2 separate regions of the Homo sapiens genome follow, and region 1 is linked to region 2. A link is an interaction called in ENCODE POLR2A ChIA-PET data of the cell type or tissue named here. Cell type or tissue: B cell. All regions are shown on one strand. Each heading gives the region's core, and the rest is flanking DNA. Links, peaks and the distances in the headings are about the cores only.

Evidence for each region. Peaks named below come from ENCODE experiments on the same cell type or tissue, not always from the same donor. Only the 100,000 strongest peaks of a DNase experiment are listed, where the experiment ranks them.
Region 1: POLR2A ChIA-PET joins it to region 2 with 5 read pairs; 2 of 35 experiments call an interaction of 5 or more read pairs at or near these places.

The regions. Positions count from the first base shown.
Region 1 is chr4:77,805,948-77,814,185 of GRCh38, reverse strand. All of the region lies in intron 1 of CNOT6L (CCR4-NOT transcription complex subunit 6 like), which reads left to right. Among named protein-coding and RNA genes, the nearest start is that of CNOT6L, 9.3 kb to the left of the region's middle. In B cell, for the core only: no CTCF peak of the experiment used is centred there; no DNase peak of the experiment used is centred there.
Region 2 is chr4:78,797,871-78,806,108 of GRCh38, reverse strand. The region is part of intron 1 of BMP2K (BMP2 inducible kinase); the gene reads right to left. The region is part of intron 2 of LOC105377299 (a long non-coding RNA gene); the gene reads left to right. LOC124900722 (a long non-coding RNA gene) reads right to left here. Exons shown (of 2, transcript XR_007058153.1): 2 at 6,861-8,238. Among named protein-coding and RNA genes, the nearest start is that of BMP2K, 26 kb to the right of the region's middle. In B cell, for the core only: no CTCF peak of the experiment used is centred there; no DNase peak of the experiment used is centred there; H3K27ac peaks cover 3,413 bases.

The sequences.
Region 1 (8,238 bases), core at 1,604-5,603, 990 kb after region 2:
CTCTATAGATTTGGCCAATTTTGGACATTTTGTACAAATGCAATCTTAATATATGGTCGTTTATGATAAGCATATTTCACTTACCGTGTTTTCACGGTTCATCCGTGTCATAGCAAGTATTTCATTCTTGTAATGGCTGAATAGTATGTCAGCATAAGAATACACCACATTTATCTTATTCATGAGCTGATGGACATAGACTTTTTGGCTATCATTATAAATCATGCCGCTGTGAACATTCATGTACAAGTTCTTATGTATGTATGTTTTGAATTCTTTTGGGTGTGTACCTAAGAGTGGAATTGCTGGAACATATACCACTTTGTGTTTAAACTTTTGAGGAACTTCTAGACTGCTTTCCAAAGCAGTCGCAGTATTTTACATTTCCATCAGCAGTGTATGAGAGCTCTAATTTATCCACTTCATGCCAACAATTGTTATTATCTCCTTTTTTCATCATAGTTCTTCTAGCAGGTGTGATTTGATCCTGGTTTTGATTTGCATTTCCCTGATGGCTAATGATGCTTTTTATGTGCTGTTGGACATTTGTATATCCTCTTTGGAGAGAAGTGTGTGAAAAGACTCAAATTCTTTGCCCATTTTTATAATGAGTTTTTTAATTATTGAGTTGTAAGAGTCTTTTTTATACTCTAGATGTGTCCCTTATATATGATTTGCAAATATTTTCCTCCATTTTGTGAGTTGTCTTTTCATTTTCCTGATGGTGTCATTTGAGGCACAAACGTTTTTAGCTTGATGAAGTGAAATTCTTGTTATTATTTTTGCTGTGCTTTTGGTGTCGTATCTAAGAAATAATGACTTCTTGTTTCTAATCTAGCTAATCTATCTAATATATCTATTTCTAATCTATATCTAATCTATTTCTAATCTATCTAATATATCTAATCTAAGGCCACAGATATTTACTTCCCTGTTTTGTCCTGAGAGTTTTATAGCCTTAACTCTTACATTTAGATCTTTGATCCATTTTGAATTAATTTCTGTACATGGTCTGTTGTAGAAGTCTAATATCTCTTTGCCTGTGGGTACTTAGTTGCCCCAGTACCATTTATTGAAAAGACTGTTCTTTCTCCATTGAATTGTATCATCACCCCTGTCCAAAATTAATTAACTGTAAGTGTGGAGGATTTATTTCTGGACTTTTAATTCTATTTCATTGATTTATATGTTTATCCTTATACTAGTATGGTCTTGACTACTGTAGCTTTGTAATTGAGAGGTCTGAGTCCTCAAACCTCTCAAAGTTTTTCCTTTTGAGAAGAAAAAATGAAAAACTCTTTTTTTCTTTTTCAAGATTGTTTTGGCTATTTGAATCTCTTGTGTTTCCATATCAATTTTAGGATCAGCTTGTCAGTTTCTGCAAAGAAGTCAGCTGGAATTTTGATGGGGATTGTGTTAAATCTGTACATCAATTTTGGGACCATTGCCATCTGAATATTAGGGCTTCCTGTCCATGAACATGGGATGTTTTTCTATTTATTTAGATCGTCTTTAAGTGTCAACAGTGTTTCATAGTTTTCAGAATATAAGTTTCATACTTCTGTTGCTGCATTTCTTCCCAAGTATTTTATTCTTCCAGATGATATTGTAAATGGAATTAAAAAAAATTTGGGGGGTTTTTGCATGACAAGTGCATAAAAATACACTTGATTTATGTTTGTTGATCTCGTATCCTCCAACCTTGCTGAATTTCTTAGTTCTAATAGTTTTTTTTTTCTTTTTTTTTTGAGATGGAGTCTCACTCTGTCGCCCAGGCTGGAGTGCAATGGCACTGTCTTGGCTCACTACAACCTCTGCCTCCTGGGTTCAAGTGATTCTCCAGCCTCAGCTTCCTGAGCAGCTGGGATTACAGGTGCCTGCCACCATGCCTGGCTAATTTCTGTATTTTTAGTAGAGATGGGGTTTCACTGTGTTGGCCAGGCTGGTCTTGCCGACCTCGTGATCCACCTGCCTCAGCCTCCCAAAGTGCAGGGATTACAGGTGTGAGTCACTGCACCCGGCCAGTTCTAATAGTTTTTAAGTGGATTCCATAAGATTTTCTACATACAAATATCATGTCACCTGCAAACAAATGAAGTTTCAATTCTGCTTTTCCAATATGGATGCATTTTAGTTCCTTTTCTTGCTTAATTGCCCTGGATAGAACCTCCAGAACATTACTGAAAAGAAATGTCAAGAGAAGTCACTTGAGTTGCAGCAATCCTTGTCTTGTTCCCAGTCTTAGGGGGAAAACATTCCATCTTCTGCCATTAAGTAGATGTTAGCTGTGATTTTTTTTTTTTTTTTTTTTAAACTGCTCCTTGCGGAGAAAGGCTAGCCCATAGGCAGGCAGTGTGCGGAAAGTAGTGAGCTATAAGTTTTTCATTAATAGCCTTTATCAGGTTGAGGAAGTTCATTTCCTAGATTGTTGAGTGTTTGTTTGTGTGAGTGTGTGTGTTTGTGAGAGAGTGTTAGGATTGAGTTTTGAGAGAATTGTGAAATGTGGATTAGAAAAATAAAGATGCTATGTCAGGTAATAAGGGGCAGATAATAATGCTTATCTTGCTGGAGGAAGAGGGGCTAGATTTTCCTCTTTTTCCCTCTCCCTTTCTTCCCCATTCCTTTCTTGTTTTTGTTTTGAGACGGAGTCTTGCTCTATCGCCCAGTCTGGAGTGCAGTGGCCTGATCTCAGCTCACTGCAACCTCCGCCTCCCAGGTTCAAGTGATTCTCCTGCCTCAGCCTCTTGAGAAGCTGGGACTACAGGCTAATTTTTGTACTTTTAGTAGAGACGGGATTTTGTACTTTTAGTAGAGATCACTATGTTGGCCAGGCTGGTCTCGAACTCCTGACCTTGTGATCTGCCCGCCTCAGCTGCCCAAAGTGCTGGGATTACAGGTGTGAGCCACCGCGCCCGACCCTTTCTTGATCTTTAATCATCTTCCCATCAGTCCACATGCACATTTGGAGAGCACTTAATCTTTTACTGATCTGTATAATTAAGATTTTTTGAGCAGTGGAAGTATCCTTTCTTTTGAAAAATACTAAAAATTGTGTGGAGAATTTCTTACTGAATAGCTTGATAGCTAGGTTTGGAGGGCATCAGAGAAGATACTAAATCATAAATGAAGTGCCAACCATGGACTTACAAAGAAGTGAACACAGTGGAATACTTCAGCCATAAAGAATGAAATCCGTCTTCAAAAAGAATGGAATCCTGTCATTCTTGGCAACTTGGATGGAACTAGAGGACACTGTGTTAAGTGGAATAAGCCAGGAACAGAAAGGTAAAACACCACGTATTCTCACTTCTAGGTGGAAGCCAAAAAAAGTCGATCTCTTAGAAGTAAAAAGTAGAAAAGAGGATTCTAGAGGCTGGAAAGGGTAGGGGGAAGAGGGCTAGGGAGAGAGATTGTTAAAGGGTACAAAATTATAGCTAGATGGGGGAGTAAGTTCTAGTGTTCTGTAGCACTGTAGGATGACTATAGTTAACAATATTATTATGTAGTTTCAAATAGCTAGGAGGAAAATATTGAATGTTCCAAATGCAAAGAAATGATACATGTTTGAGATGATGGATATGCTGATTACCTTGATCTGATCGCTACACATTGTATGTATGGAAACATCACTGTGTATCCCATATATATATACAATTATGTGCCAATTAAAAAATTTAAAAAGTAAGCAAACCTTTGCCATATTGGGGGTATGGTTAATAAAAAATTTTATGTTTAGTTTAATGTACTTTGAATCTAGCTGTCAGCTGACATTCTCCCACCCTAAACATTTCAGCATCAATGGCTTTGTTTTTACAAGTTTTCTTTATAATTTTCTAAAAAATTTAACAAATTTCATATGAAACTTTGCTCAGTAAGGTAAAGTTGTGTTTCACTTTGATGTGGTGATTACCCTTTGTTTACTTTTTGAAATTTTAATTGTGTTCCCATGCATCCACATTCTGATCAGATAAATATTTTTAAAAATTTTTATTTTTGTCTTTCATGTATAGTTCTCAGAAGTTAAGATAACTTTGAGTTTAGCTAAGAATATTCCTGTTAACAGGTGAAATTGGAAAGTGGTAATAGAATTTTTGTTTTGTAACAGGTTTATTAGTTTTCATTATTTTTAGTCCGCTTTAAAATTTTGATACAGATACAATTTATTATTATTTTTAAAGAAATAAGTAGTCTAATAAATAAGACAAATGAGAAACTCGTCATTTGTACTGAATAGATGCCTGGTAATTTGGGGCTTTCAAATATTGTTTTCATTTATTAACAATTGAAATTGGTGACACAAAATAGAGATTAAAACACTTTATGTTCCTTATATTCATCTTTTGCAGAGAGAACCTCCCTCTCTAATCTTAAAGTTTAAACTCTATTTTTCTCTTTCCCATATTACTTAAATAGATTTCCTAAATGAGTAACATAAATTAGAGTTACATAATACCAGCTACAAATACTGCTAAAAGAATAGAACTAAATTTAGTATATCCCAACCTTAATGTCTCTCTATACAAAGACTTTGTTGGAATCTCATATATCCATTGCTTTCTGATCATAATGTTTATCATATTTAACAAAGCAAAACTCAGAAATTACTTAACAGGGTATATTCTTCTATAGGTTCATATTTAGTACAATCTTCTGCAATATCTACATATAATTTTATGAAACAACATAATGTGAGTTATATACAGAATGGTAGCCTTGAAACACTGTCAGAATTTGAATCACCAAAATATAACCTGTTAATTAATATTTATTAAGCTTCTATTTGTTATAGACTATTGTATTCAGGGTTCTGGGGAATAAAAAGAAATGTAGAATAATCTTTCTACCAGGGAATGGAGCTAATATTTTTTTGACTACTGAGTACCAAGGAATGTGAAAAGCCACTCCCCTCCTTCCCTTTAAATGTGTAATCTAAATTATTCTTCATGAAAATCCTATGAGAGAGGCAGTATGATTCTCATTCTGAAGCTGGTTAAGAAAGTGAGCCTTGGGTCCTCCACTTTCCAGCTCTACGGAAACTCATTTAACTTCTCTATGCTTCAGTTTTCTCATCTGTAATAGGGAGATAATATTCCTTATCTCGTAGAGTTTTGTGAGGATTAAATGATGTAGTCCTGTAAAGTATTTAGGACACTACCTGGCACATCTGTAGTAAAAAACCAAACTAAAAAACAATACACGTACACTATTACTGTTTCTTATTAGGAAAGAAGTTAATTAACGTGCCCAAGATTACAACCAGATCTATTTGAATTTAAAACACTCTTATACTATAATGCTTACATTTATAGGATGTTTAAGTCTGGATCTAGTAAACAGGTGAAGGCAGAATATGCTAAGTGACTAACATTAAGTGCTATGACATACAGAGTACATATGGATTTTAAACTACAGGGATAAGTAAGAGAGGAGATAGATGTTGCTCTTGCCTTTATGATGAGAAAAAAGGCAGGGAAAAAATTAATAGACTACTGTAATATCTTCCTTGCTAGTCTACAACTTCCATTATATCTCCTTTAACATCTTTTCCTTTGTACACATTGTCACCAGAGAAATCCTTGTAAAATTCATCCCACATTGCTTAAATTCTCTGCTTACAGTCCTTTAATAATAATAGTTACTGTTTTCTGGTTACCTACTGTGGGCTAGGATAGGAGACAGCAAGCTTCTCTTCTTTTCTCTTCTCTTTTTTTTTTTTTTTTTTTGAGATGGCAGAGTCCCACTCTCACCCAGGCTGGAGTGCAGTGGCACGATCTCAGCTCACTGCAACCTCCACCTCCCAGGTTCAAGCGATTCTCCTGCCTCAGCCTCCCGAGAAGCTGGGATTACAGGCGCACACCACCACACCCGGCTAATTTTTGTATTTTTAGTGGAGATGGGGTTTCACCACGTTGGCCAGGCTGGTCTCGAACTCCTGACCTCAAATGATCCACCTGCCTCAGCCTCCCAAAGTGTTGGGATTACAGGAATGAGCCACCTCGCCAGGCCTAGCAAGCTTTTTTCTATGAAGGGACAGATGTAAATATTTTGGCTTTTTGGGTCATGCAAGATCTCTGTTGCATATTCTTTTTTGCTGTAATTTTTTTGTTTTTTAACAATCCTTTAATTTTTGTTGTAATTCTTTTTTCACAATCCTTTAAAAATGTAAAAACCATTCTTTGCTGCCAAATCAGTCTGGATGCAGCTTATTGACTGACCCCTATGCAAGGAGATTTACGTGAACTAACTCATTTCTTCTTGTAACAATCCTGGTAAAGTTGATATTATTTCTACTTCACAGTTGAGGAAATTGAAGCTTAGAGAGGCAGATTTGATGAAGGTCAAGTAAGTGACAGATTGAGGCCATTGGAATACCTAAACCTGTGTACTTCCTAAGATATCTTGCTGCTTCCTATTACTTTTAAATAAGATGCAAATTTCTTAGCATTATGTGTAAGGCCCTTGATGATCTTGTCTTTGCTTACTTTTCTAGTTTTCGTATTTGTTACTACTCTCTCTCACATATTCCCTAGCCTAGCTGTAGTGAGTGACTTACAGCGTGGTCTGTGCTTTATATATGCCTACAATACCTTATACTTTATGACCTCATTGATTTCTTTAATAATCTGCCTCTGGTACTTCCTACTTTGGGAAACCTTACTTGGTACTTGTAGTCCTTGCTTTATGAACTTTTTCTGTGCTCCTCTAGCATTCTGTGCATTCTTCATTCATAACACTTACTACATTGCCTTGTGTTTAACTTGGGTTTATGTCTCCGTTTTGCGTTAGACTGTGAGTTTTTTTTTTAAGAGATGGAGATTTTGCTATGTTGCCCGGGCTGACCTTGCATTCCTGAGCTCAACAGATCCTCTCCCTGTAGCCTTAGATTGTAGGATTTTTTTTTTTTTTTTTGAGATGGAGTCTCACTCTGTCGCCATGCTGGAATGCAGTGGCGCGATCTCGGCTCACTGCAACCTCTGACTCCCTGGTTCAAGCGATTCTCCTGCCTCAGCCTCCCGAGTAGCTGGGATTACAGGCACACACCACCATGCCCAGCTAACCAAGGCAGGCGGATCACCAGGTCAGGAGATCGAGACCATCCTGGCCAACATGGTGAAATCCCCTCTCTATTAAAAATACAAAAGATTGTGAGGTTTTTAAGGGCATAGATGATATATGCCTTACCTTTGTAGCTCAAGTGTTTGATACATAGTAGGGGCTTAATACAGAGTTTGGCATATAGTTGGGAATTTGAAAGTGTTTATTAAATGAATGAATAATTAAATGGCATTACAGACATGGAAATCATATCAGCAGATCTATAGTTGCAGAAAAATGAGTCCAGGTTCAGGGGTGGTGGTGAGTGGGAAAGTAAGTAAATTTCTGGTTAACTTCTAGGGCTCGAGTGGGAACATGAGGTTAATAAGGCAAATTGGAGAATGATCGTGGAGGGGCTTGAATATCTTGGTAAGGAATTTTAATTTTGTTCTGGAGTCATTGATACAAAGCTTTCAACTCTAGAGCAGCAGGTGTTTTTTAAATCCATAACTTGGGTTCTCTTAATACACAAATTGTATGTTGTAATATTGCTTTAGGTATTTTATAGAACATTCATTACCTAAACAATTGTTTTGATTAATAGATACTGCAAGATGTAGCTCTAGAATATCATAATTATCAGTACTACTATTAAAGACATTGGGAACCATGGAATGATTTTGAACAGGTTGGTGGCAGTTTGAAATTAATCTTTTTTTTTTTTTGAGACAGAGTTTTGCTCTTGTTGCCTAGGCTGGAGTGCAGTGGCACGATCTTGGTTCACTGCAACCTCCGCCTCCCAGGTTCAAGCGATTCTCCTGTCTCAGCCTCCTGAGTACCTGGGATTACAGGCATGCGCCACCACGCCCGGCTAATTTTGTATTTTTAGTAGAGATGGGGTTTCTCCATGTTGGTCAGGCTGGTCTCGAACTCCCAATCTCAGGTGATCCGCCGGCCTCAGCCTCCCAAAGTGCTGGGATTATAGGCGTGAGTCACTGTGCCCGGCCTGAAGTTAATTTTTTAAGATTAATCTAGTTGAGGTATTCACCATCAGTTGAGGAGATGGGACTGGGAAGAAGGAGGCCTTTTAAAAAAAGTTAAAATATAAAGTGATAAGTCAATGATTGACTATGAGGAAGTCAGAGACGAATGAGAAAAACGGAAGAGGCAGGTCAAGGAAGGAAATTGTGTATTTTATGTTGG
Region 2 (8,238 bases), core at 2,807-6,806:
GGTTGCAGGATATAAGATAATTAGTTAAAAAGCAATTTGTAGGAGCTCATGTTCTCAGGATCTCTAGAGGATGTGTCACAGGCCATAAAAAAATGAAAAAAAAAATTTAAAGCAATTGTATTTCTTTTTCTTTTTTGTGAGATGGAGTCTCACTCTGTCGCCCAGGCTAGAGTGCGGTGGTGCAATCTTGGCTCACCGCAACCTCCGCCTCCCGGATTCAAGTGATTCTCCTGTCTCAGCCTCCCAATTAGCTGGAACTACAAACGCCCGCCACCGTGCCCGGCTAATTTTTTGTATTTTTAGTAGAGACGAGGTTTCACTATGTTGGCTAGGCTGGTCTCAAACTCCTGACCCTTGTGATCCACCCGCCTCAGCCTCCCAAAGTGCTGGGGTTACAGGTGTGAGCCACCACACCCAGCCTAAAGGAACTGTATTTCTATACACTAGCAATGAACAATCTGAAATAAATTAAGAAAACACTTCTATTGACAAAGGTATCAGAAATAATAAAATATTTAGTAATAAACTTAATAAAAATTTGTATGCTGAAAACTATAAAACATCATTGAAAGAAATTAAGGACCTATTAAATAAACAGACATTCCTCACTCATAGACTGAAAGACTGGATTGAAATACTTCAAAAATTATTTATCAAATCCCTGTCTTTCAGAACTGAACAAACTCATCCAAACATACATATGAAAATTCAAAGGACCCAAAACAGCCAAAACAACCTGAAAAAAAGCAAAGTTAGAGGACTCACACTTCCCAGTTTCAAAATGTACTGCAAAGCTACAGCAATCAAGACAGTGTGGTACTGGTAGAAGGTAACACTTATGTAGATCATGGAAAAGAACTCAGAGCCTAGAAATTCACCCATACTTTTATGATCAATTGATTTTCAACAAGGGTGCCAAAAGAATTCAATGAGGAAAGACTAACCTTTTCAATAAATGGTGCTGGAACAACTGGCTATTAACATGCAAATGAATGAAGTTTGACCTATAACTCACATCATATACAAAAACTAACTCCAGATGGAACAAAGACCTAAATAAGAGCTAAAATTATAAAACTCTTGGAGGAAAACATAGGTGTAAATCTTCAAACCTTGGATTAGGCAATGATTTTTTGACATTAACATATCAAAAGCATATGCAACCAAAAAATAATAAATTAAAATTCATCAAAATTTAAAATTTTTGAAGACACTATCAAGAAAGCAAAAAGATAATCCAAATAATGGGAGAAGATATTTGCAAATTCTATATCTAATAAAAATCTAGTATCCAGAATCTATGAAGAACGCTTATCCCTGAACAATAAAAAGACAACCCAATTTTACAAAAAGCAGAATAGAAATTTGTCCAAAAAAAAAAAAAGATACACACATGGCCAATAAGCACATGAAAAGATGCTCAACATCAGTCATTAGGAACCTGACTGATGAATCAAAACCATAATGAGATACCACTTCATACTAAGATGGCTATGATCAAAATGACAGAAGACATGTTGGCAAGGATATGAAGAAATTGGAAAACCTCATAAATTGCTGGTGGGAAATTAAAATTGTGCAACCATTATGGAAAAATATAGTAGGTCCTCAAAAAGTTAAACATAAAGCTACCATATGACTCAGAAAATCTACTCCTAGGTATCAAGTGTAGAACAATCTAAAATATATATCCACGCAAAAAATTTTACGTAAATGTTCATAATAGCCAAAAAGCAAAAACAAGCTAAATGTCCACTAACTGATTAATAAACAAAATGTATTATTCATATAAAGGAATATTCAGCCATAAAAAAGAATGAATGCATGTTAAAACATGAATGAAACTTAAAACATGCTAAATGAAAGAAGCCAGGCACAGGAGGCCACATTATCATATGATTCCATTTACATGCAATGCCCAGAATAGACAAATCCATAGAGACAGAAAATAGACTAGTGATTACAAGAGTTTGGGGTGGGGAGGGAGGAATGGAAAGTAAGTTCTAATGACTACCGGGTTTCTTTGGGGGTTGATGAAAATGTTCTAGAATTAGTGGTGGTGTTTCACAACAAAGTAAATACACTAAAATCACTAAGTTTTATACTTTAAAAGGGTAAAGTTTATGATATGTTAATTATGTCTCAATAATTTAAAAAATCAGAGTATAAGAGATTCAGTTCCAGACTGAAACTAGTTCTATATAACTGAAGCACAGATCTCAGAATATGAAGTTATGGGAGATGAGGCATGATAAAAAGGTACACATGATCCTAATCATGAAGGATCATCATATATTATGCTCTTAGGTTCATAACTCACCCTACAGGAGATTAGAAAACAACAGAAAAATGTTAATCAAAGGTTGATATTCATCAGATTTGCTCAGGAAAGTAATTCTCTAGTAATGGCATTCCTATTAAAAAGTAAACAGCCAGGCATGGTGGCTCACACCTGTAATCCCAGCAATTTGGGAGGCTGAGGTGGGTGGATCACTGGAAGCCAGGAGTTCAAGACCAGCCTGGACAACATGGCGAAACCCCATCTCTACTAAAAATACAAAAATGTGCAGGGAGTGGTGGTACACATCTGTAATCCCAGCTACTCAGGTGGCTGAGGCATGGGAATCAGAGGTTGCAGTAAGCTGAGGTTGCACCACTGCACTACATCCTGGGTGACAGAGCAAGACTCTGATCCCCCCCAAAAAAAGTAACCAAGAGACACTGAAACAAAAATAAAGCTACTATTTTTAATAGCAATTTTTAAAAATCAAGGATTAAATCAAATAGAAGACACGTGAGAGCTTTATGAGGGAATTATAAAACTTTAATAAAAGACATTAAAGAAGTTACCAAAAAAGGAGGGGGGTATATATATTTTTATATAAAATATAAAGGAATGTTAAAGGAATAAGATGAAGTGGGGTTAGTCACTTTAACAATTATCAAGATTATAAACTCTGGCCCAGTGTGGTGGCTCACGCCTGCAATCCCAGCACTTTGGGAGGCCGAGGAGGGTGGATCACTTGAGGTCAGGAGGTCGAGACCAGCCTAACCAACATGGTGAAACCCCATCTCTACTAAAAATACAAAAATTAGCTGGGCGTGGTGGCAGGCGCCTGTAATCCCAGCAACTTGGAAAGCTGAGGCAGGAGAACTGCATAAACCTGGGAGGCGGAGGTTGCAGTGAGCCAGGAATGTGCCATTGCACTTCAGCCTGGGCAACAGAGCAAGACTCTGCCTCAAAAAAACAAAAAAGAGAACAAAAAAAAAAAGATTATAAATGCTGATTCGATTATATAATAATGGTGCAGAGATAAACAAAGGACTATAGAATATAATAGAGCAAGCTCAAAAACAGAGTTGTGTATACATAAAAACTACAAAAAGTTGATAAATGACATCAGAGATCATTGGGGAAGGAACCAGTAAACATTTGGCTATAACAACTGGGGTAGTCAGAGGGATTTGATCTTTACCTCATAACACATCAAATACAAATTTCAGATGACTTAAAGATATAACTATTAAAAGATAAACATTCCAGGTCTTAATACATATATTTAGGAGACTGTATGTATAACTTCAAGGTAGAAAATAATTTCTTATTTAGGTATAAAAACATCAAAAAGATGAAAACTTGTAAGTTTGACTATGTTAAAATTTAAATTGCAATTTCTGCTCCTAGAAACGTGGCAGATTACAGGTTCAGAAAAAGCTTTCCTGGAAAAGCAGTGTTTAAAATTCTGGACAAAATAATCATGGAAGCAGATCAAGACAATTCTTTCGAGACAAAAACAAGAAGAAAGCATCAATCCATAAACTGGATGACAGCCAAAGGCCAACATAAGAGTAAGAAGGTCACACTGGGATCACCACATAAAGTCTAGACCCACAAAGCACTTTAGCCTCAATGTGAAATTGCCCACAACTACCAACTTCTCAACAGCAAAACGAAGAAGGCAGTGAAATGACACCTTCAAATGCTAAAAGAAAATAACTATCTGCAGAGAAGTCTATATCGAGCAAAACTCTTTCTAGAATGAAGTTAAAATAAAGACTTCTCAAGCTAACAAAAAATGGCCTTCACTAAAGGAGAGAGTGTCAGACTGAAAGTAATTGAGCCTAGATGGAAGATCATACAAGACCTTCTTTCTCAACATACAAGAAAGAGTCACAAAGATCATAGCTGTTAAACACTGGCTTGTAAAATAAGCCTAATTTCTAAACTGTAGATTTTTTAAAAAGTGACGATAGATGTAAAATCACAAACAATGTCATATCATAAGAACAATGGCATATCCTCTCAAGAGGAGAGAAGACAGTGACAGGAGTTAGAGCATTCTAAGGTTCTTACACAGGTGAGGCACAGAGTTATAACTTTAGTCTTACTGGGATAAACCACCACTAAAACAACAGAAAAAGTATATATGTCTTCCAGATAGCAGAGGGCAAGAAATAAAATGGAGAAAAGAGAACCTTAAGCATTCCAAAACAAAGCAAGAAAAAGAATTAAACCTATAATGAGAAAGCACCGTTTGAAGAGATTGACAAGGAGTCAAGATCAGAATTGGGAGACAAATTAGAAAGCTATTTCAGTATAAAGAAAAAAGGTCTCAAAACAATACATAGCGACTGTTAAGAGGGGAGTAGGGGTAGGGAAGGTTAAACAACTTTTGCCTTACACTGTTTATCTTACAATGGAAAGTTATTTCTCTGTTACTTATGACACACACACACACACACACACACACACACACACACACAGCTACTTCAACCATCCAGGCAATAAAGATAATTCACAGAAAAGACATGGCAAGTGAATTCATTTCTCACTTGAGTATCTAGGATTGGGCCACCTATTCAAACAAGAGAAGCTGACTTGGTGAGAAATTCAGGTTTGTAAAAATCTAAAAATAGATTTTAATAGTTAGATATCATGTCTACAATAGAAGCAAGGAAGCCTGGTTTACAGAAATAGAGCTATGGGTAATTTGTGCATAGATCCATTACACAGAGAGACTGCAGGGGAATAACCAACAGGTAAAACACCAACAACAAGTAAAGGAAGAAAAGTTCATTGAGCATTATGGAATAAGCTACCTCCATCTTAAAAATATTTTAGACAACTGCTATTAGGGTGAACAGAAAATCTTTGTTAAAACTTTTGAAATACACTGAAAGGAAAGGTCTATTAAATGTTTAAATGTATTCATCCTCTAAAAATTTCTCTACATGAAATACAATTTCGGTATTTACATTTGATACTTAATAAATGTAATATTACATTTATTGTATTTAAACACTTGTATACAAACAAAGCAATTCAATCTAAAACCATTAACATGAGTTGAGTTTGCCATTTTTTAGATGTTTATAATACACATTCTAATTTTATTAAAAAGAGCTCTATCTCCAAGCTTTAAAGACAGCTGTAGTTTAAACTATTCCAATTTAAAGTATTAACATGAAATTATTACAGAATACAAAATAAAAAATGTATTTTTTGGAACATCTAGAAATTAACCTGACACTAAACAAGTTACAGACATAACTACATTCCAGTATACGGCTCATTAAAGTAGAATTAAAACTATACAGGACAGTCTAAGACTAGCAAACAAAGACCACCAAAATTTGTATTACTGAATGTGTATGGGTAGGTTAGGAAACATGGTAATTAAGTCACAGAAGATAGAGAGTGTGCCATATGGGCTTTGTTAACTCCTCCTGACCACTATCCTGTATCACTATACTAGCCCTAACATGTTGATGCTTATGCATGCACTTTGTATAACTATCTCAAGTGCCAAGTAAACACAGCCTTCTGTAATTACTTCAGAAGGGGAGGATAGGACTACTGAGAAAAGTCTCATCACAGAGCCAAAGTATCAGCATAGAGCCACTATCTATTACTTCAAGACCTGATACCCAAACCATGGCCCAGAAAACAGATACATATTTATACATTCTGCCTGAGTCCAAAGAAAAGCACACTCTACAATTGTTCAAATAGGTTTATCTTGATGTTACTGAAGACAAACAAGACTTTCAAATTGAAAGAGTAAAAGTTTGTATAATTTCTCCTTTGCAAAGACAGCTCAACCTTGTCAGAGTACGGCATATCCTGCTCACCGACTTCCACTATTCCCCGCACTTAATATTCCATCGACTAAATCTGTATTTATCCTACTAATGAAAAACCACCTAGTTATTATTGTTGTTTTCCAGTAACTTGGCCAGACCACTGGGTAAATGAAGTCTACTTTCAACCTGAGTTGGCAGGCAGGGACCTTCAACCACAACCAGGCTACTCTGAGGGGGTGAAAGGAAAAATCAAATCTTGGTACACCTATAACCCATTTATAGCATATCACTGTAACCATAGCACATGAGTAAGCAAGATTTAGTCAGATTATTCTGATACTCAGAGATAAGTCTAGACACAGCCTTACAAACATCTTACGTACTTTTGATACAAAAGCCAAATCATACTAAGATAAAACTTGGATGTAAAACTCTAATTACATACACAAATACACACATTTGAATCCACAGCAGGATCTCCATTTGTATGTAAGCTAAAAACACAAATTCTTATACACTTTCACTTTCTAATATTTTCATGCTGATTATAAATACCTATAACCACTATGAAAAACATTTAAGTAACTAAAATACAAAACCTGTATGCCAATTTCAAATTGTAAACATTATAAGAAATCAACGAATATAATGCAAGGGTATTTACATAAAGTCTATGCACCATCTGAAACCATATGTAGGTTTTATATGCAAATTTTTCTGGGGAAAGGGTCTACAGAACTTTCATGATATTCTCAAAAAAAAAACGGACAATCAAGTTATTTTTTAATATCTTTATTGAAATATGTAGCAAACAGAACTTTTTCCTAATTCTGGTCCTATATATGTTTGTATGTCCACTTCTTTAAACTGTCAATGTAAATTGGCTTCTAAGGGAACCTGGCCTCAGATTCCTTCTTGTAAAAATTAGAACGGCACTGTTGCCCTGTCTTTTCAGAAATGTTGAGCATATTAATTTGTCTGTGGAGTAGAAAGTTCTCTAGACAATTAGAAGTTTCTAATAAAATCTCAAAATAAAATAATTTGATAATGTTATTATGGATATTTCCATGTGTGTCAGCACGGTCTAGAAAGACATTTAAAATTTCAGACAAAGTAAGTGCCATAAAAAGAACAAGGTTTGTCTTAAAAGCACTGATACCCAGATTTTAATTCTCTCAGCTTGTATTCTCTCATTCAGCACTTAGCCTCAATGTGAAATCACCCACGAAAGCAACTGGAGTAACTATCAACTTCTCAACAGCAAAAGGAAGAAGGCAGTGATATTGTAAATCTTTATAAACATTTAGGTTTATATTAAAATATATTTCACTTAAAAGGACAGTAGTTATGTGTACTTTTGGGTTAATGATGATTACAGTGAAATTCTCAAGTCAGAATTCCAAGTATCCGTTGGAGTTTCCCTAAAGAATACTGCCCATCCTAAAGTGATATGCTGGAAGACTACCGTTAACAGTCATTCCTTTGAGAACACATGATCATAGTTTTTCTAAGAACAAATTGTTTTCAGAGTAAAATAATTTGTTTTTATGCTACAGAAAGGAAGCTAAGAAAAGAAAACCAGTTATGTTCTCCCTTGATGAGACTACATATGTATTTCTATAACTTTTCCTAATCAGGCTGTCCCCTTCGACCCACCTCTGAAACACTTAGGTTTCTCACAGGCATCCAGCAGGTATCTCCATTTCTCGCTTCTTTCAACCAAAATCTTATATAATTTCTTGCAACACTCACCTTTATGACTTGAGTATGGCTTTCTCTATGGACCTGACTTACTGGCACTTGAGGAAACTAGTTCATTAAAAACATACCAAACTCCAAGACTTTCCTAGGTAGGATCTGTCTTTTTGATTCTTAGGCCTAAGTGATAAGCTTATTATAATGCATTCCCGCCAAATGCAGTGGCTCATGCCTGTAATACCAACACTTTGGGAGGCCAAGGGAGGAGGACTGCTTGAAGCCAGGAGTTTGAAGCGTGTCTGGGCAACGAAGTGAGACCCCCCATTGCTACAAAAATTTTTAAAATTAGTCAGGCGTGGTGGCACACACCTGTGGTCCCAAATGAGGAGGAAGTATCCCTCAATTGAGCCCAGGAGTTTGAGGCTGCAGAGAGCTCTATGATCATGCCAATGCACT